Regions from separate parts of the Mus musculus genome. Here all the other regions are linked to region 1. Evidence: chromatin loops called from intact Hi-C (ENCODE). Cell type or tissue: gastrocnemius. All regions are shown on one strand. Each heading gives the region's core, and the rest is flanking DNA. Links, peaks and the distances in the headings are about the cores only.

Evidence for each region. Peaks named below come from ENCODE experiments on the same cell type or tissue, not always from the same donor. Only the 100,000 strongest peaks of a DNase experiment are listed, where the experiment ranks them.
Region 2: a loop joins it to region 1, with 2.7 times the contacts of the local background. A loop is called at or near these places in 2 of 42 quality-filtered maps.
Region 3: it touches region 1 in a loop (2.1-fold over the local background); 2 of 42 quality-filtered maps call a loop at or near these places.
Region 4: it touches region 1 in a loop (2.3-fold over the local background); 2 of 42 quality-filtered maps call a loop at or near these places.

What each region holds. Positions count from the first base shown.
Region 1 is chr4:47,575,118-47,580,630 of GRCm38, reverse strand. No RefSeq gene overlaps it. Among named protein-coding and RNA genes, the nearest start is that of Gm32487, 25 kb to the left of the region's middle. In gastrocnemius, for the core only: a CTCF peak has its summit at 2,956 (motif pointing left); a DNase peak (open chromatin) is centred at 2,914; H3K27ac peaks cover 341 bases.
Region 2 is chr4:47,504,245-47,509,757 of GRCm38, reverse strand. No RefSeq gene overlaps it. Among named protein-coding and RNA genes, the nearest start is that of Gm42283, 12 kb to the right of the region's middle. In gastrocnemius, for the core only: no CTCF peak of the experiment used is centred there; no DNase peak of the experiment used is centred there.
Region 3 is chr4:47,911,969-47,917,481 of GRCm38, reverse strand. No RefSeq gene overlaps it. Among named protein-coding and RNA genes, the nearest start is that of Gm46853, 39 kb to the left of the region's middle. In gastrocnemius, for the core only: no CTCF peak of the experiment used is centred there; no DNase peak of the experiment used is centred there.
Region 4 is chr4:48,128,261-48,133,773 of GRCm38, reverse strand. Stx17 (syntaxin 17) reads right to left here. Exons shown (of 8, transcript NM_026343.2): 2 at 1,825-2,009. The coding sequence starts at 1,947. Among named protein-coding and RNA genes, the nearest start is that of Stx17, 6.1 kb to the right of the region's middle. In gastrocnemius, for the core only: no CTCF peak of the experiment used is centred there; a DNase peak (open chromatin) is centred at 3,394.

The DNA.
Region 1 (5,513 bases), core at 1,926-4,425:
ACATAAAAGTAGCTAATGGAAGCCTGGGAAAGACACACTGGGGAGGGGGGTTCCCCATCTTAAGAAGTTATCAGTCTGAATTACTACACCATCCACCCCAGCTGCTGACCTCTTGACCACTGAAGTCCCTCCTTCTCCGCGATGGCAAACCTTTAATCAGGATGCCGCATATCCTGGTGTGGCAAAGGGGGGAACCTAGTGTGTAGAGTATCTACACACATTGAACACAGGAGCTGATGGCTTCACTCTAAGTAAAACCACGGATGGGCTAGTGACAGGAACTTGTAGGCACAAATGACATGGGGGCTCTTACATTGCCAGGACAGGAAAAGGATGAGGTCATATGGATTTTAAAAACATACATTTATATCACCCGCTCTTCCTAATGTCCTACCAGTCTATGCTTTTTCCCTTCAGAAATTGTGTGCAGGCACATGGTATACGATCCAGCTTCCCAACGGCTTTAGGAGATGCCAAATATTTAATGACACCCCACCTCGAAACAATAAATACATTTGAGTCAGTTCAGACTCCTGGGGAAAAGGATGCTGAAAATTTGATGAAAAGGAATTAATAAATTATAACCAAGCTATTAAGATGTGAATCGCTAAAGACTCCTGACACTCTTTTCCTTCCTCTAATTAGAATTAGGAAACAAATAAACAGACTTGCCTCCCTGTGCTCAGAGCTCTGCCCCACCCCTCCAAAGCCACTGTCTGTCCAGCTCGTCGACCTTCATTTAGACAGTCAGACGGCTTTCAACAAGATGGGCCGTAAGGTGCTCACAGCCAGTTTAGAGACAGTGTTCTGATTCTCTGAGCCAGATGTTAGGACCTTATTGATGAGGTGCCAATCACACAGCTGGGGAAAGAGAAGGTCCAATTTGTGGGCCGTGGGGTATCTTCCCAATCAAAGTCCTCCTGCTGATGGATTTCAGGGCCTGCTTCAAACTGCATGAGAAGACTCAAGCTTCCCAGAAGGAAACTTAGATTGTTTGCCCACCTTTGCTTTCTGTGTAGCCAGAAGTTGAGTCCAAAGGAGAGGGAGCATGTTGCCCAAAAACATGCAAATTGTGATAATGAAACCCATACCACTTGGCTGGAGATATGGCTCATCATAGAGGGTTTGCCATAAAGGCATGAGAACCTAAGTTTGGATGCCCATGGCCTATATAAAAAGCTAGATGGGGTTACATGCACATATATGTTACCCCAGCAGTGGCAGGGATGGGGGTGGGGGAACAGACAGATTTCTGAAGCTCATTTGCCAGCAATCTAGGCAAATCAATGAGTTTCAGGTTCATTGAGAGACTGCTTTAAAACATAAAAGTTGGGGAACAATCAAGGAAACACACACACACATTTTGCATAGATAAAGCCTGGATGGCTTCTCTTTCTTAATAATTGTCATAGAAGTATGTCACATGCATACTGGGCCCAGAAACTGACTCTTGCTCATGTACCACAGGCCAAGACAAAGACAGCGTAGATGAGTCCAGGGTGGGCATGGAGGGTAAAATGAGGAAATCATGAAAATTTATCTAATCTCAAGACCTTCATTTTGCTTTTATGTGCAGAGTGAGTGACTCAGTGCCAAGAATGGACATGTGGCTCAATGCCAGCAATGCAAAAACTCATTTTCCTCCAAATATTTCATGTGTTCTGCATCAACACAATCTCCAGCAAACATCCACTCAGGTTTGTCATCCCTTCCGTGGTGAAGAAAGAGAAATAAGACACAGCCTCCGGAGGCTCCCTGACTAGGAAGAGACGCAGATGTCCCACGGGTTGCAACCTGAGAGGACGGTGCTACATGACAGATGTATGCAGGGTGGGGATGACAGCTGAGCTAAGTGTTGAAGGATAAGTCAATTGGGAACATGGCAAGGAGACCGAGTTCAGACAGAAGAGACGCTAAATCGTGACATGAGATGGTCCGAGAAATCGTGGCCAGGGGCAATAGTATAGGTACATAAAATAAAATGTAGATTGGTTGTTTTCTTTTTCAAGAAGAGGCTATCACTGGAGAGTGGAAGAAGAATCTGTCTGGAGCAGAATTAAAGTAATAAAAGCCCAGTGTTACCATTTATGGTTGTTGATATGGGTTTCCTGTGCCAGGCTTCTGAGACACCCAGCTACCACACCATGACTAGACCGTGTCATCGCCAGAGAGTGCTGCTGAGGAAGTGTGCCCAGGAGGACAAGTTGGGACTAATGTGGACCATTGCTTCTCAGATTTTCAATCCTACTTGTTGAGACCCAGGGATGCGAAATCACGGGACCCAGCATCATAGATCCAAGTTCAAATCCACACCATGCTATCTCTTGATGGGGGTTTTCTTTTGCCATAATATTTAACAGTCCCAACATCTTCCTATAACTACCTCTGTGGTGGTTCTTGCCAAACACCCAGAACACTCTGTAAAGCTCAAGGGGCGGGGGACACTTCCCCATCCTCTGTGGTACCCCAGATACCTACATATCTTTCCTCTTGGGTGATCTCCAGGGATGTGGGCATGTCTTGCCAGTCCAGTCCATTTTTTGCACGTGGGATAGTATTCATACTGTCCCATGCCTTCCCTTCTTCCCCTTGTGCTTCTGTCCCTACACCCAAGATGAATAGCTATTTGTCAGCCTTAAAGGTCAGCCTTTCCTAAGGTGACCACTCCTCGATCACTACACCCAAAATGAATAGCTATATGTCAGCCTTAAGGGCCAGCCTTTCCTGAGGTGACCACTCCTCGCTCACACACAGTCCCTCTCTCTTCTGTCTTTTCCATGCCCTCGGGGACTTCCCTACTATCTGCCAATGATGTTAACTTATATCCCACAAAGTACTGGATTCCCAGAGCACAAAGTTGCTTGCCAATTCATCCTAGAGTGCTGAACACCAGTTGGGTCAACCAGCCTCCCAGGCAAAGAGATTCCAGGCCTGACTCTGCCATCTACTGGTTGCCAGTCCCAGGCTGCATTAAACACCAGTGACCATGCCAAGGCCTGACACAAAGGCACTCATGACAACTTTCTCACTGTGATGCACATCTGTCATCTTGGTCACCCATTCCCCATTGCTAGACCATGCAGAAGTGAGCAGGTGCTAGCACTGTGTGGCCGAGTGTTCCTGGTCAGTCCCATCATCCCTTACAGTCCAGCCATCTCCTTTCCAACTTCCAGAAAGTCGCCACCATGCATAGTGAGTGAAGCACACCCTGCCCCGTTTCTAGCACATTATTTTTGCCCCTCTTATTATAGCTCTCTGGCTATTTCAATGAGATTTTTGCATGGGAGTGGAATAAAATGCATATATTCATATTTTTGTCTTGGGCATCATCAAAGTATTGAAGCAGATAGGTTATTTTAAGAGGCATTTCTGACTGAAGGATATTCTGACTTCTTTTGGATATTCTGGCTCACTCTTCAATTACTGGATTTGAATCCTGACTCCTCCACCTCATACCAATTACATAACGTCTCTGAGTCAGTTATCTCATCTGTAAAATGGGAATAGTGCCGCCTATTATGACATGTTCCACCAAAGCCTGTTAGGTCCCAGCTGGTGGCACTATTTGGGAAGGTTCTGGAAGGTCTTAGGTTTGGGAGGCAGGCCTCCTTGGAAGTAAAAGATCAACAAACAGGTCTTGGCCACTTCTATAGTCTCCTTGCTCTGCTTCCTGGCCACCAAGACGGGAAATGCTTTGCTCTGCTATGGCCTCCTCACCTATGAAACCAGGAGTCAATATAAATCTTTCCTGCCCATACATCTTTTTATGTCAGGTATTAGGCCACAAAGACACAAAAGTGATGTATCCCTATTTACACAGGGGGTTGTAAACTTGACAATTACCAAGTACTCATCATAGGTATTCAATTACGCACTGTCTTCCTGTGTTTAGGTTTAAGTGTTCTTTACATATATTGGTATTTTCCCCCTTCTATAATATCATCTAAATCTGGGGGAGATAAACTCTGTCAAAACTCCATGTGACCCAGAAATGAACCAAGTAAACTAACACTGAGAAGGCTTTTTTAGACAGAAAACTATGCATTGCATAGAGCTCAGCCTCACTGAGTTATTTGGGGACACATTGTAACAGGTTGTGATGCAAACCTGATACAATCTCCACTTTTCTGGTATCCTTTCCCCTAGAGTGTCTGTACTGAACCTCTTAACTCAAACATCAGCTTGTAGTTTTTTTAGGCAAAAAAATCTCAGGCAGAACTCAAAACTCCCAAGTCCCAGCCACCATGCCCAAAATGATAATCCCTTGAGAATGTTAATTGAATGCTATAATTATAGACTATGCATAATAGGCATTTTGCACTGATGTTGTACACTGCCAAGAAAATATTTACTTGGCTAACTCAAGTCCATGACCAAGTCTATTTTTTTCACAGCAGAAATAATGCTCTCGTTTGGCACCACCAGACGCACCCGTGGGAAGTATCCTGGATGCTGCAAACATAATCAAGATGTCTCATACATGTGCCCCTTATAAGTCATATGCCTCCTTCCTTTGCAAGAATATCCCTAAGTCTTGTGTGGGCTCTTTTTTCTTCCTTCCTCACTTTTCAAGAAATTAGCTGCTTGTTGGAGATCCGTTGAGGACAAACAGGAGAGGCTGGAAGTTGGGGCTCAGGCTTCTTGTCTCAAAGCCACTTTCACCAAATCGATCCTTGCTCTTGCTATTCATTTCCCTGTGGCTTTTGGTCCATGCCATTCAGTGAAGCATTTCAAAAGCATAGGCTGTGTGGCGTTTAGTTTCTTGTTTGTTCGTTCGTTTGTTTGCTTTGACTTGTTGTCGATGTTGCTGTTTATTGACACACACGGGTTATCTGAGAAGAGGACTCTCAATTGAGAAAATGCCTCCATCAGATTGCCTGGATGCAAGTCTGTAGGGGCATTTTCCAGCCAACTATAAGAGTGACACCCTGGGCAGGCAGTCCTGTGTTGTGGAAGAAAGCAGAGTAAACTCTACAGACCTCTCCTCCATGGTTTCTGCTTCAGCTCCTCCCTCAGAGTTTCTGCCTTGAGTTCCTGCCCTGACTTTGCTTCCTGAAGACTATAAGCTGTAAGATCAACCCTTTCCTCTCCAGAACAGGCTGCCTCATCCCAGGCACGTGCCCTCCCTCACCAGTTGGTCCCTGGCAGTGGACATGGTGGATTGATATAATTTCTCCTTCCACGCTGCTGACTTCCCAGGCATTCCTTGGGGTCCATCTGTCTTCTTCAGGGGTAATCTGTCTGCATAGCTGCTACCTAGTCCTAAAATGCATGGATCTACTCACCTTTAGGAAAATCCCGAAGCAGACTCCATCCCTCTGGCTATCCATCAGGTTTCACAGGACTGGGGGGAGAGCTTTAGGCTTTGGGATGTGGACTTGACCCCATAAAAGACAGCATTCTTTCCTTCAGGTGTGTCCCTTGTCAATGTCAGTGGGTTTCTGAGGGACAAGAAGTGTGGCTGCCTTATTCCTGTCTTTAGTCAGAAATTCCAAAGGCCTTTGAAAATCCAA
Region 2 (5,513 bases), core at 1,162-3,661, 70 kb after region 1:
TCAGGCTCCTATCAGTAGTTGCCAGCTCGGGCAAATCCCTCCTCTCTGGCGATGACTTCCGATCAACCTCAAGCTTCTCACCAGTCCCCCTCCCTCTACCAAACAACGTTTCCTACTTCACACCATGCCCTTGGTTAGGCAGTGAACCGAACATAAAGAAAACTCACTGAAAACTTATTTCTCCATATACTTGTTGGTAAATTTGCAACTGGGACACTGTAACCCTTCTGGCTATACTAAATTCATGGATATGCTTTATTTCTCCTTCCTGTTGTCCTGTTTTGTTTTGTTTTGTTTTGTTTTGTTTTGAGACATTCTGATTTTTGAGGCTGTTATCGCATCTATGGATTCTTCCTGATGGAGGAAGGACACTCAATGCGCACAAAGCTGCCGTTGGATAAGAAGTGTATGTGGGTTCCCATGTACTACTACATAGTAGAGGAACTACCAGTGACAATAACCATGTATTTCACAAAAGCTAGAAGGTAAGACTGTGGACATTCTAACCACAAAGAAGTGAAAAATATTGAACATTATGCAATTGGTACCTACCTTGAAACATTATACAAAACTCTGTATGTACAGCCTCAATGTGTTCATAAATGAAATAAATAATGAAATAAAATGCTCTCTAATTATATCTTTTGTGTGATTCTCATCAGCTGTAAAGATTTTACTGTGAGGAGAACAAAATCAGAGGTGGCTTTTGAAATGTAAAGTGTTAAGAACAAGATGCTCTCACAACGGATGCCACTGGGTAACCGACGTCCTCCGCTCTGAGAGACTATAGCTTTGAATCACTGGGCACTTCGGGAAGGGCCAGAGATTGTTTCAGACTCAGCAAAAGAAATATTTTACCTAAAGCTCTTCAAGAGAGTGAGATAGATAGCAGGAAGTGCAGACAAGTGTGTGAAGAAAAGCAGCCAACACTGCAGTATAAGATAGAAGGCACTTTCCTTTTATTTAAATTTTCATTAATTTAAATCTTGTATAGAGTGGCTCATACCATGCATATGTGTGCAGCCAGAAGATAAGTAGCCAGAGTCAGTCAGTCCTCTCCTTTCACAAGGTCGGTCCCCAGAATCAAAGTCAGGCTGTCAGGACTTTCTTAAAGGGGAGTACTGGGATAACAAGATGTGACGGACCAGGGACAGTAACCACCGATAACTTGCTAATGGGATCCAAGAGAGAGGAAGTCGGATCAGAAAGAGAAAGAAACAGAGAGACAGAAAGATACACAGAAGGAAAGACAGAGTGAGATCCAAGAGAGAAGGAGGGATCACACAGAGACAAATTGATCAACGGTTTCAGAATTCCTAGGGCTAAGTTCCAGTCAGGACATCTATACAAGCAAATATCTCATTATTTGTTTCATAGCCCTAGGTCAGTTTTACAACATTATAATTTCACAGTTTATATATTATTTTCCTCTTTTACTCTCTTCATATCTTAAAATCATTCCATTCCTATGAAACATGTTTAAAAACATAGGATCTACTAAAGTTATGACACCTCCAGAAATGCTGGATCCACCCAAAGAACTAAAGTTCGGAAACTGTAATGAAAGAAAATTCAGGAAACTGTGTTTTGGTATACCCTTCCAGATAATCCTACAACCGCATCTGAGTAACCGAATCCAAACCGAAAAGGAGATGTGGCCACTTCGTCGTGATCACCAATCAGCCTTCTTTGGGTTGCTGTTGTTTTGTTTTGTTTTTTAAAGAACAGTGACTGGAAAGTGACTTCTCTGGTCATTGCCCACATGACAATGTGGCCATCCTTGCCATGTGATTCCTAGTAAACACTTGTCTGTCAGTTTTATTTTCCTTTATAAAACAGGTATCAGACAGATGCAGAATGGTCTCAGCTCAGCTCGAAAGGGGGCATGGTGTCCCAGTGAGGACCTTCACTCAGAAGGCGAGGAACCCCTCAGGAAGCCTGGTGTTCCCTCTCTCTATCTGGGAGTTAGGACTCATTTTCCACCACCTGATATGCAGAGATTCCCTCCCCTTCTACATTTACCAAGTTTTTCTACACAGTACAAAGAAACAAAGATGGTAGGAATTGATCAGTAAACATGACAATGTCATGTCAAGCCACAGATCACAGCCCGTGAGGGATTCTGAGGGACTCTAGGTGGCAGGGGGCACCCAGTCTGGTCTCCCATCTTTGAGTCTGGAACACTCAAGAACGGGTGTTCTACTTTGGAGGTTGACACAGAGAACAAGACAATATCGTGAGGTCCCTTTGTAAAATTTCTAAATCCAAGGGTTCTGGATTTGTTTAAGAAGGGCTTGATCTTGAGGACAGAAAATAAAACCAAATAGAACCTCGAACAGTTTTACCTGCACCCAGAAAGGCCTCAGGTCTCCTCCTGTACCAGCCTTACTTCCTTCTGACATGGAGGGCCACCCTATCTACCCTGTGTATGACTTGCTGTCATTGCTGAGAAATTCCTGCTAGTACTAAGCCAAAAGTAGTTTAGGAGCCTCTGCTGTTTCCTTCATTACACTAGTAGAGAGACAGTGACTACTGCCCTATCCCTTCCTAAGTAGATCCTTTAGAATCCTATAGGTCACGTCCCACGTTATATCAGTGTAAAAAGCTTGTGGCATCTCAGGTGTACTCATCAACATTGTGAAAGGAAGGAAATCGAGGAAGAGTCTGCCTCAGACTCAGATTTGCTCAAGGTGAGAGGTTCTGGGAACTGGGGATGCTTCTCAGCATAGTGTGCAGTCAAGGGCCAGCCACCATCTGGAGAGCCCTGCTAAGCCCACAGAGGACGCAGCACCACCGCACGGGTCATACCGTTTGTTTCCCCAAATGGAGTTAGACTTACCCAAAACCCTGAGTGCTGCTTTCAAGAAGTAATGATTTCGGTCATGATTATTTTTTATTATTATAGTGCACATCTCTTCCCGCCCATGCATATAAATCTACCTCATTCACTTTGCAAGCTGAGTAGTGGTCCATTAGGATGCTGTATACCATCTCTGTGTAAACCTGCTCTTACTGGACTGCTGAGTTGTTTCCAAATCCTTCCAAAGCCTCGAGACGCACATCTGTGAATATTCTAGCAGTTTTTACTCTAGTGAAAACTCCCTGCATATGTCTCCATGCACACGTGTGAGTGCTGCAGAGGATAAGTAACGTAAGGAGAACTTCTAGGCCAAAGGAAACAAATGGGTTTTAAATTTTACATTCAAAGTGTCCTCCAAAGACCTACCAATGAGAATAGACAAATTCTCATGTGTGTGTGTGTGTGTGTGTGTGTGTGTGTGTGTTGTCTATGTGTGTATGTGTGAATGTGGGAGTATGAGTATGTATGTGTGTGAGCATGTTGTTTGTGAGAGTGTGTGTGTGAGCATGTTGTCTGTGAGAGTGTGTGTGTGAGAGAGAGAATGTGTTGTCTGTGTGTGAGTGTGTGTGAGTATGTGAGTGTGTATGTATGAGTGTGTGTGTGAATATGTTGTCTGTGTAAGTATGTAAATGTGAGTGTGTGAGTGCATATGTGAGTGTGTATGGACAGTTTCTTTGTGAGTATAAGTGTGTGAGTGTGAATGTGAGTGTGTGAGTGTGTGAATGTGTGAGTATGTGTGAGTATGTGAGTGTGTGTGAATTGTTGTCTGTGTGAGTGTGTGAGTATGTGAGTGTGTGTGAGAATGTGTGTAAATGTGAGTGTGTGTGAGAGTGTGCTGTCTGTGTGAGTGTGAGTGTGTGTGAGAAAAACACAGCTGTGTGTATCTTTACATCCACAACCATTGTTTCCTTTTAACTCTTGAATGTTCATTTGTCAATTTTATTTTTCTTCCCCTCTTTTTTCTTACAGAGACAGGATGGCTTCACACGCTTGATCCTCCTGCTTCACTGTCCCAAATGCTGAGTTCTTGGGTAACAGGTGTGACAGATACATCGGGAAGAAATGGAGGATTCCAGCTGTGTTCCCTTGTCACCCGTGAGGCTGAGTCTCTGTCGGCCATGCTTATTTCTCTCCTGGGGACTTGCCTGCTCGTGGCCTATGATGGGCTGTATGTTGAGTTATTTGCCCTTTTTCTATGGATCAGAGGAGTTCTTTAAATAAATTACCTGCTCAATGTGCTGCAAAAACTGCCCACCTCGTGTGTTATCTCTAAATGTGCTGTCTCTGCTCGTCTTGTAATGACTTGCTCAGATTTTCTTATTAACGTCCAAAGACTTTCTATCTGAAGGAGCTCTATCTTGGCCACAAGTATTCTATTTGTTTTCCATTTCATTTGGGGCTTGGTTGATTCAGAAGCAATTTGTGCTCATGTAGACACATAAGCCTTTGCATGTCATAAATCTCTAGGCAGCCGCTCCCTCCTGAGACGGGGCCTTCACTAATATCGTCCTCGGGTTTTCCTAGGACTTTGTAGTCCATCTGGAATTTATTTCGTGGTATGCCATAGGAATCTCGCTCCTTTTATTCCAAAATAGTTGGTCAAATTTCCCAATCTCTTACATCAAATTAGTCATCCTTTCCTCTGGAGAGTGTAACCCCAACCTGCCCAGACAGTTAGTTTTTATTTGGACTTAAAAGATGTAGAAAAGATTGAGATCAGCCATCTTGACTCAGTCTTCAGAGGGGATAGAGTACTGTTTGCTTTGGATGGGAAGGGAGTGTGGCGCAGGGTAACATGGGGGAGGCAGTGATGTGGTCATGGAATTTGTTGTGAAAAAGGAAAGTTTGAGGAAGGCAAGAGAAAAACCTACTGAGTCATAGAAGGAAGGTGTTATCAACAAAACAGTTTCAGAATGGCCTCGAGGCAGGAATCATGGGAAAGCCTTAAAATAGCCGATGATAGAACAGAATCAGACTCCTCGCTGAAAGGAAAAAGCCCACAGGCATCCACCCCCAGCTTGCCTTCTGGCTGTCACAGAGCCTCACAGAGTTCATGTCAGGATCGGTTAGGCAATTAGAAAATAGAAAAGGCCATAATTGTTGCTATAATAAATTCCCTTAGAGGTGGGGCAATGGCTCCGTGGATAAAAATGCTTGCCCCACAATAATAAGAACCTGCCTTTGTCCCCAGAAGCCTTGAAAATAGATGTGTGTGGTGGCAAGCACCTGTAATATCAGTGTGGGGAGGCAGAAACAGGAGGAACCCCAATCCCACACCACCACCGCTGTCACTGCCACTGCCACCACTGCCACCCCAGGGCTTGCTGGCCACTAAGTCTAACTGAATAGGTAGCCACAGGTCCCATGGCAGGCACTGTCTCAAAAAAAATAAAGGTAGACACTTTTGAGGAATGACACTTGAGATTGACCTCTGGCCTGTACACACACACACACACACACACACACACACACACCACAACACAAAAATAAATGTTTTTTTTTAAATAATGCTTTCCCACATTATTAATAATTCATAGAAATCCATTTAATAGCTAAATTCTATCATGTGGTCAGGTCATCGTTCAACCATTTTAGTATTTCCATAGACTGTGTACATGTGTGTCTGTGTCTGTGTCTGTGTGTATACAAGAAT
Region 3 (5,513 bases), core at 1,198-3,697, 340 kb before region 1:
AGTTGGTTGATATCCTGTACATAGTACTTATTAGCCCTATTATACCATTCCAGCCATCCTTAGAGCAAGGTACACGGAGATTTTGGTGACATATTATAAAGGGCCATTGGCAAGCTAAAGAAAGGCTGTGAGATTTATGAAGCTTTTAGAACATAGGTGGAGAACTGTGGCCTTCAGGTCAGATGCAACCAATTTTTACGTAACACAGCGACACTTATACATTCTCTGTGACAGAGTTCAAGTTAGAAATACAGTTAAGGGGTTGTGACACCAATGAGAGGCTTAAAAGCTTAAATTATTGACCCCTTGTTCCTTCACAGAAGAAGGTCCAACCAGGTTATGGATTTAGAGATCCACATAAGAAGAGATGGATGATGTCATAGTTAATAGAAAACAGTTGTGTAAGTTGGGTTTGGTACATGCCTGGAATGCCAGCTCTAGGAAGGTTGAGGCAGGAGAAGCCAGGCAGGCATTATGAATTCAGCCTGGGCTACATAGCAAGAACCTGTCTCAAGACTAAACAAGTGATCAAATAATAATAATAATAATAATAATAATAATAATAATAATAATAATAATAATAATAAAAACAGAAAGCACAGGTTATAGAGGTAACTCACTCAGTGGGTCAAGGTGCTTGTCACCAAGCCTGATGATGTGTTTGTTGGGGGCCTCACGTGATGAAAGGAGAAAACAAAGTGTCCTCTACAACCACTAACATGTACACACACCAAACACATGCACACATACACAGACACACACAGACATACACACACGCACACACTCACCCTAAAATAAGGAAAAAAGTTTCTAGTGGTAAATGAGTATTTACATGTGCCTAGCAATTAAATATTGGCCTTATTGTATGTAATAGTAGTTAAGGATCCTCTTTCAAAGTAGATTGCATGGGTAATGTCAGGTTTATAGCCAGAAGGTAGAATAGAGCCCAGCAAGTGTGGACTCTCAGAGCAAGATCGTTGCAGTAAATGACAGTAAAAAGAGATAAAATCTCTTAGAAATAAGAATATAAGTCTCAGGGAAGCTGATTTCACGTCATCAGAGAGAGCTTCCCTCCGGTTTTATCAGTGTTTCAGTCTGCGACGCTATTGACACGTGAGAGAAGCTTAAAGAGATAAGGCCGATAGGAGGTCTTCTGGATCAGCTGTGTGTGCCCCCAAAGGACGCGGCAGCTGCACAGACCCCCCCCTTCTTCTCCTCTTTCACTTCCTGCTGCGATGGGCCATCTTTCTCTGCTGTGTGCTCGCATGGTGATGTGCCGCGTCACCACAGGCCCAAAAGCAATGAGCCAACTGACAGCGAGTCAAGGCAAATCTTTTCTTTCTGCGTATTATTTTCTTAGGTATTGCAGAAAGCTGACCAATACAGATGTCTGTAGTCCTGAGGGGGTTTTGTGAAAGCTTGTTGCCCATCTAGAAATAATAATAGGCGAAAGTTTCAGACGGGATGAGCTAAAGTCAGTTACGGCTTCCAGAATTCAAACAAGGAGTGAAAAACACAGAGCTTAGAGCTTAGAGCTCTCCTTCCACCATACGCTGCTTCCCTAAGACACTCCAAAGAGGAGGTGCGAGAAGGTTGGTGTAGTGGAAAAAACTCCTCAATGAGGATCAGGAGAGTTTGGGTCATAATTCCACTTCTGCAACCAATTTAACATGTGTGTACACAAACACTTTAATCTCCTTGGGCCTGGGTGTCCTCCAGTGACGGGGTACTAGATAATCTCGAAATTATTTTGGTTCTAAAATAATTTTATCCTGGAATCGGCAAGGCCCCTCCTGCTGAAAGGTCAGACTAGTTCAAACAAGTCGTTGCCTTCTTATGAGCTGCCGGAGTGCCAGGGTTTGCTATTGAAAGTGCTTCGCTGCATCTTGACCCCATCTCTGTCTTAGCCACTTGCTTCTGTCCCTTTCAATCGTCGGTTCCCATTTTGCTTTCCCGTGCTGCCTACTTTGAAAATACACTAAACCAGGTTGTAGGTTTAGCCTTTCTTTAGCACATTTATTGTTAAAATGCTTCCCCAGAGGAGACATAAGCAATGTCTGTCCCTTCTCCTAAGATACAAATGACAAATTGAGGCAGGATACTGCCAGAGTTCACTCCTGGAAACAAGTGAGTTTACTGGGCCTCCTCACAAAGCACACGTGAGGGATACCTACGTGGGTGTGAGTGCTCCCCGGCCCCAGCTGCACTTGGAAAGCTTAAACCCAACAAAGATAAGAGCTTTCTAGTAGACACACAGATGGAACCCTTCTCCCATAGTTCCCTAGCACCTCTATAATCTAATACATATACATACATACATACATACATACATATATGTATACACACACACACACACACACACACACACACACTCACTCACACAGGGACTTAAGCCAGAGTTGCAATCTACAGGTGGTAGATTGCTGGTGGATATTCGGGTAGGGGGTTTTGTGACCCTCCCCATTCCACCTGAATGGATGTAAATAGTCAATAAAGACCAGCCAACATGGTCATTTTTGCAAGAGGGGACAGCTTGAACTCCTCAACAAGATGATGACTTAGCTTGGATTGGAGGGCAGTCTCTAAAAACAACGTAGAATCCAAACTCTACTCCACTCCCAGGTGGGGTTTTAAGGATGTCTTTAAAAAGAGGATGGGCTTCCTTCCCTTAGTGAACCTGAAGGGACATTTTATTATCGGTGGAAGAAGTTTCAGCTCTCAGAATGACACATGTACCCATTTTTCTATTGAGGCTCTTTAAGGAAGTTATTTTCCAAAATGACAGCAATAATGTAACTTTAAAGATATGTCCCATGTGGCAGCATTTCTCCCTCGGTCCCATTCATGTAAATACCAAACTCCTTTTGTTCAAACTGTATTGTTTTTAAATTTTCACACGACTTCATTTAGTTGACTATCAACACTTGCCCGTGCTCTACAGTATATTTGGCCATGTATCTCATATTAATTCCGAGCAGCCCTAAAAACTGCTGTGTCATACTAAAATCTCCTTTTAGTCCAAGGCATGCCAGTGTGTGTTGCCAACTTCCAATTGCTTTTCATCCCGAAGATTAACAAGGCCGCCACATGGTGCTCTTTCTTACAAACCGTTATTGCCTGCACTAGAGTGAGGACCTGATGTGGTGACATTAATCCCAAATGGGCAGGACGGGTACCCTTAATTCTGTCCTGGTGGAAAGCAACTTGAGCTGTCTGCATAAGCCTTTTATTTTAGGAATACCTTTCTCCATCATCGTTTCTATTAGGAACCTTAGTCAGTTGTTAGGAATTTTCCTTCTCTCCTGAAAGATGACATTCCTTTTCTCTCACTTTGAGATACCCAGAATTCGCACCCTCAGTGAATAATCTCCAGCATTGATTTAGTTGCTGAATATCCTCCCCAGTCACGTTTTAATTATTCATTAGGAAGCCATAGGAGTTCTAGCTAAAAATGGAGTCTGGCTAGCAGCCCCCCATGAAGCCTTCTCAGCTTTCCTCTAAAATGGCTGTGGAGGCAGAGGGTGAAAATAGGTACTCTAAAAACAAAAATAAAAGCAATGGCCAACATAATTTCAAAGGGAAGAAGCTATGTGATTACAAAGAATAAGGTCGAGGCACATCTTTTGTTTTCCTCTGTGACTCACTGGCAGCTTTACTATCTGAAACAGAATCCCTTTGAAATGAGGAGGTTGGAAGGTCTGGGTCCCCACCATTCCACACAACTTCAGACCTAGAGACTCAAGTCTAGTACTAATGAGAGTCTGCGTGTGTAGACATATGTGGATTGGTTTGTGAGGCTGAGAATACTGTCATACTATTTTATATCCAGAAAAATAAGAGGTTTCAGGAAAGACTCAGACCATAGGTCAAGTTTGGCCACCTGGAGCTCCGGTGAACCTTCACACTCTCAGGTAAAGCTCTTCAGTTGGGTTGGAAATGAAAACAAAGAGAGAAACTGTGGTGACAGCATATGCTGGGAATTATGTGCGTTGCAGATTCACAGCATCAGGAAATCAATGTTTGTGGAGTAAGTTTGGGACTTCACCAGAAGAGACGTATAGAATAGGAGCAGCCCCAGGCCAGATGCTATGCACGTCAGTGCACAGCACAGAGCCAAGGGAACCACAGTTCTACCAGAGTTCTGGCATGATTTGATTTATCTGTGGAAGACAAAAGAGAATATATATATATATGACTGGTTCCCCTGGAGAAAATACTAAAACAAATGGAAGAAACACAATAATTAAAGAAGTAACAGGAAAAAAATTCATGAACAGAAGTAAGACCCAGATTGAAAAAAATCATTGTGTTCCAGACAAATCAATGAACAAAGGCACACATGATGATGTATCCTGGCAACAGTTTTAATTCACAACCAAAAGAAAAATCTTTTATAAGTATTTAAGCAAAAGAAACAGAGTACCTAAAAATATAACGAAAATCTGGCTGTTCTCTGGCTTTTACTCTAAAGGCTTAATTTAGAAGAAAGTGATGTATTGTATGCAAAGTTTTGAGAATCAAAGTTGCAAGTTGCTGCTTTTATACCCAGCCTAGTTGTCTTTAAATTGTGAAATAACAGAAGGATATCTCAGACATCCAATGACTCAGCAACAAGCATCCTCCTTGAAAATCATTTTCAGAAAGAAAAGCAATGAATGGGAGACTTTGTGAACTGCGTAGATTGTCCTCAGAGTTGAAACCAATGAAAAAGGGGATGTATCCAAATCCATATCTAGAAAAAAAAAAGAAAAGAAAAGAAGATTAGAAAAGAAATTTTTAAAAAATCTAATCCATCTTGCAAGGAACAGGAAAGATTAAGAAGATCTGAATACAGCAAGATGAAAGAGTAAGTTGGGGGTTATTAAATTCAGATAAACTGCATTTTAAAGACTTACTTTAATGTTTAGTGGTGTGTGTGTGTGTGTGTGTGTGTGTGTGTGTGTGTGTCTGTGTGTCTGTGTGTCTGTGTGTCTGTGCACCATATGGATGCAGTACCAACAGAGTCCAAGAGAGGGCATCAGGTCTCCTGGAATTAGAGTAATGGACTGTGATATGGCTGCTGGAACTGAGCTTGGATCCTCTGGAAGAACAGCAGGGCCTCTTAACTGAGCTATCTCTCCAGCCACAGTAAGATACGTTTTCCAAGATAAGAACTCAAGATTTTTTTTTTTAATGTGAAAATTCAACTAAGTTCTGTTTGTAGGCAATTTATATCTAAAGAAATATAAAGAGTTTAAAACAAAAAAGAATAACTTTTTAAAATAAGGGATATAATTCTGAATATCCTTAAGCAGACCAAATAACATTTACTTGAGGCATGTAGTATAAAGTTGTTCAAAATTTAAATTAAAATTAGTTATTTATAGATTGTATTGAAAGCTTCATTAAGGAAGGAACGTATTCTATTTTCTATTCAAATATACAATATTACTAACTTTTATCCGTTTTTATTTAAACATATATGTGGCTATTTTAGACCTTAAGAATGTTAGTTATAGCATTACATAAATCTA
Region 4 (5,513 bases), core at 1,861-4,360, 550 kb before region 1:
TTCAATTTCCCTTCAGTCTGGCTTTCTTCTTTTAAATTCATATTGGATGACTGATGGCCAGAATAATAAATATTTTATCTTTCTACACCTTTTCCTCAAGAAGAATATGCCTCTTTTAAAGTAAGGCACGTAAGACACCTGGAGCCTGAATTTAGTTCTTAACTCTTTTGAACAGAGTGAGGGGCTGCAGTTTTAAGTGTGCTTCATAACACAGCCTAGCCACCAAAATGCACCATTCAAGCCTGTGCACAGAAAGAGGAGTTTTCATAAGCAAACTAGAAACCCTGCAGACAGTGAATGTTCAAGGATATTTAAAGACAAAAGCATAAATCAGTATGAGCCTACTTTCTTGGTTTTAGACATTACCATCTATCTGTCCAGGATAATCATCTGATAACGTCTGAAGGTTTCATAATAAGCAAAACTGCTAAAAGAAACATGTTCAGGCAAAGCAGGATCGATGGCACTAACTCCAGGGTAATTCTCTTACTACACCTTGTACAGCTAATCCAATCACCAATGCATCTAACCCTATTCCCTATTCCTCCGATTTGCTGTGGGGTTCCCCCTTTCCCATTGATAGGATCACATACACTTGTAGCTAGGATTGAAGGGCAATGACAACAGGCATTTCCATGCAAAATGAGAAACATATGTTAAATGTCAAACTTAGAGTAGGACAATAAAGGGGGAAATGGCTTTAAGAGCTCACAGACCTCTTGTTTCTCCCTTTCAGATTCAGTTCATCTACCTAATTCTTATCCTTTGTAATGGAGAAATATTGAAGCTGACGTGTTTACTTTGGATTGCTCAACTCAAGGTAAAAGGTTTCATTAGCCGTGTTTTTTTGAGCTTTCACTTTCTTCCAGTGCAAGAAGCAGTTTAGCAGATACTTCCTTCTGTATCCTGATGCAATAGAGCCATCGCTTATGCTCCATATATAAAGAAGAGAAGAAATGGGGATGGAAAAATATTAATCCTGAATTCTAGAAGACTCCTAGAGAAAGTTTCATTGTAGACATCTTAGAAATTAATTTTTGTGTTTTTTAAAAGCACTTAAATACTAGAAAAATCAGTAGAAGAAAAACTTTGGTATTTTTAGTAAATACAGCTGATACTGAAAGGCTTAATAACCACACCATCCATTCTAACCCTAAAATAAAAATAAAAATAAAAATAAAAATAAAGAAGTAGAGGTAGACACAGCTCAGTGCTGAAAGCAGATGACAACCCACCTTTCCAAGTCAAAGCTCAGTTCTCAGTAAACCTGAGGCTTCGGTAAACATCACAGGCCCACATCACACCCTGGCCAGGGCAGGGCCTCTGAGCAGCTCATCTGCCTTGGCAGAACTTCTCAATTTGGATCCTTTGTCAAAGAGAAGCAGTGAAGAAAGGAAATTCCCTCACATCACACAATTGTTTACATCGTTTACATGTGCACCTGAAGAGGATAGAAGTTCTTGATAGGCACAAGTTCAAAACACTAGCCATGGGGTGAATGAGATTAAGGCAGGTCCATTAGCCACAGCACCCCACCTTCACACTATGGGGCACCATCAAACAGTGTGATTTAATTACTATCTAAGACCTCCACATGTAAATTAAAAAGGCATAAACTCTACTCCCATCTCCCTTCCTCAACATAATAAAAGGAATATTTGAGAATTACAATTGTGAACTTGAAGACCAGTTGAAAAGTAATGCTGCTATAAGCAGGGTGGAGGGGTCTCAGAAAAGCCTCAGACTCTCCTTGTAGCTGAAACGTAGACAGCAAGGAAGAACCCACACAGGTACCTGCTTCTGTGATAGAAATGAAACACTCACCTTCTCGATGTTTATCTGGTGTTTTCTTAGCCTCTCCAGGTCTGTTGGGATCACGATCTTAGTGAATTTCTGTATCGCTGGCTCAAGCCTGCGTAACTTCACCTTTTCCTCATCTTCAGACATCCTGAAGCCTGATGAGCCGCTACTTCCTCTTGCAGCAGCTCTCTTCTCTCAAACAGAAACACCTAAAGGGGAACATTGAAGAACGCTTTTACAACAGATTCCGTTCTTTTTAAAAGTAAACACATACAAGGCTGGAGAGGGTAAGAGCACTGGCTGCTCTTCCAGAGGAACCAGGTTTGGCTCCCAGCACCCACGTGATGACTTGCAACCGTCAGTAACTCCAGTTCCAGGGCGTCTGACACCATTTTCTGGCCCTTTCTGGCACTGCACATATAGTGCATAGACATACTCATAGACAGACACTCATACACATAAAATAAAATTTTAAAACATAAAAGGCAAAAAATATGCAATTATACTTTACTCTAAATACATATAAACCCAAAACTGAACGTGTATAGCTTTGTTTCTCTATGAAATGATAGTTATTAAAATATTCTCTTCATGAAAATTGTATCTAGTCATTCCTGAACACTTTTCAAATAGTGTTCATTTTTACAGCACAGGCAGGATGGACCTATGTAAGTCTAGCCTGGCCTGGGAAGCCCAATGCTCCTGCCTCTACCTTCCAAGCTTACTCTAGAATGTTCAGAAAATGTGTATAAATGAGAGACCACAAGATGGCTCAGTGGGCAAAAGGGCTTACCACCAAGCCTGAAGACCTGAGTTCAATATCTGGGACCCACATGGTAGAAAGAAAGAACTTATTCACACACACACACACACACACACACACACACACACACACACACAATTAAAATACAATTAAAAACTTAAAGAAAATACGAAAATGAACAGAGTAAAATGAAGCTGTCAATGACCTCCTTATTCTGCAGCGTCTCCTCTACATTTTGTGGCTGTTTCCTGAGGTCTTTTATAATGTGCAGTATGTGTGCTAAAAATGAGGATGGCAGCTGGGCGTGGTGGTGCACACCTTTAATCCCAGCACTTGGGAGGCAGAGGCAGGCAGATTTCTGAGTTCAAAGCCAGCCTGGTCTACAGAGTGAGTTCCAGGACAGCCAGGACTACACAGAGAGACCCTGTCTCAAAAAACCAAAAAAAAAAAAAAAAAAAAAAGACAGGAGACAATTCAATAAGCCATGCTCTCTTTCTTTAAAAAAAAAAAAAAAAGAGGATGGCTTCCTGATATGTTTGGGCACAGAACAGCCATCGTTTTAAAAACTGCCAAATAGCAAACCTGCAAGGAAAAAATTCCCTCTTAACATTTCTGCTTGTATCAAGCTCCACTTCCAATGTCATCATAATGTAATTGTGTAATTATATACTTCAAGCACATTTCACAATACAGAACTCCTCTCACGGAAGGCCCTTATCTCCTCTTCTTAGACGAAGTGATCTACTAAGTAACCAGCAACAGAACTCCAATAAGAACCGTACTTACAAGGCCAGGAGATGGCTCAGTGGGAAAAGGCGCTTGCTGCCAAGACACAGCCTGAGACTGATTCTCAGGTCCTACGTGGGAGAGAACTGACTCCCACAAGCCTTCCTCTGACCTCCACATGCACACCATAGCACATGCATGACATAGCACATGCATGACCTCCACATGCACACCATAGCACATGCATGACACACACAAATAAATACATATACTTAAAAAGTCAAAGAACCAGATTCTCTTCAGACATATAAGTATGAAGACATTATTCTGGGTCACCGGGATTCTATGGCCATACTGAAAGTCCTAGCATATGCCTCTGGGAACAGGACAGGAGAGGTGGGAGCTGGAAGTGAGCATGCTCTAAAACCCCACACTGGCATTAACTGGAGACATTTACTTACAGCAGTTTTATAAGTTTGTACTTGTAACAGATCTTATATAAATATGTGCTTCCCTGCTTAACCAAGCTTGAACACCATCAAATGATATCATGCCTTGATGTCACCCCCTTAGCCCATAGTCATATTGAACATGTAATTCTGTTGGATTATGGCTTCTTACCCAGGCCTTGTAAAGATACACTTTTACACATAGACTCTGTGAGATCCTGACTCTTTAGGATTCATTATTTTCAGATTCTCAAAGAGACCTAATGTCCCCAAACATCAAGAGCTGCTTTAAATAATGCGCTGATTTTCTCCTTTCTTTCAGTTGAAAATCTTCAAACAATGGCTATAGTTAAAGCTGCTTCCCTTACCCATTGGCTAAGAACTTTTTTTTGTTTTTTGTTTTTGTTTTTGTTTTTCAAGACAGGGTTTCTCTGTATAGCCCTGGCTGTCCTGGAACTCACTCTGTAGACCATACTGGCCTCTAACTCAGAAATCTGCCTGCCTCTGCCTCCCTAGTGCTGGGATTAAAGTCGTGTGCCACCACTGCCCAGCAAAGAACTTGATTCTTATGCCTAACACAAGCTCTCAGGGAAAATTTCCAGGCACCAAGATCAGGGTTAAAACTGAATCAGAGAGCAGACATAAACTAGAGACACATGGATAGAAGTACAGTATCAAAAGAAATAGGCTCAGACCACAGCAGAAAATAACAACAGGCAGATACAGAGATGAGAAAGTGATTCAGAAAGAAATGTCTATTCCTAAATCTACAAAGACATATAAAGGAATAAAATTTTCAAAAGGACATAAAGGAGTGGGCTCTTTTTTTAAATTAAAATAATGCTACAAAAGAGTTAACAGTCCAATTGGTACATGAGAGGAATTAAAACTTTCTAAACTGAAAACCTCAAAAGATAAAATAAATAAGAAATCACACCTAGCTGGAGAGAGGACTCAGAACTCGGACGATGACAAGATGAAGACTGTAAAGGAGAAGATAAAGGACATAAATTCACAAGCTCAGTAGCAAATAGAAACGGATACAAAAAACAGCCCAAAGAAAGAATTTAAAGGAATTATGCTGAGAAGTAAAGGCAGATGTCAAGTTTTAAAAATGCATAAATCCTGCTAGCATAAATAAAAACAAACTTACCTAAGCACATGATAGGAAACTCAGAGCATCAAGGACAAAGAAAAAGATCTTAAAGAGCAAACCAGAGATAACAGATAAATTAAAACAACAAAAGCAGCCAACTTTTCATCAAAGCAATATATCAAAAGATAGGAACATCTTCAAAGTACTCGGGAGCTGGTGCATACCTAGGCAAGTTATCATCTGTGGTGAAGCCAAAATAATTATTTTCAGGCATGCAAGGCTCAGTTTAACAAACTCATTAAAAGGAGAGAGAGGGGAGAAAGGGAGGGAGGGGAGAAAGGGGGAGGGGGAGAAAGGGGGAGAGAAAGCAAGCTAGAAGGGAGAGAGAGACAGAGGGAAAGGGTGTGTGTGTGTGTGTGTGTGTGTGTGTGAGAGAGAGAGAGAGAGAGAGAGAGAGAGAGAGAACGAACACGCACATTTCTTTTTGGCGCTCTCCAGGATCCCCAGAGTCTGTTAAGGCATCTGGTATCTGGGAGGTAATGATGTGGTCACTAAACATTCACTGAATTCACCTTTTCCCCTTCAAAACACAAAACAGTGCTAAGGATTATGAAAAAAAAATTATAACAATGAAGAAAATAAAAGGATGGAATGAAAATAATAACTTATTGCTGGGTTG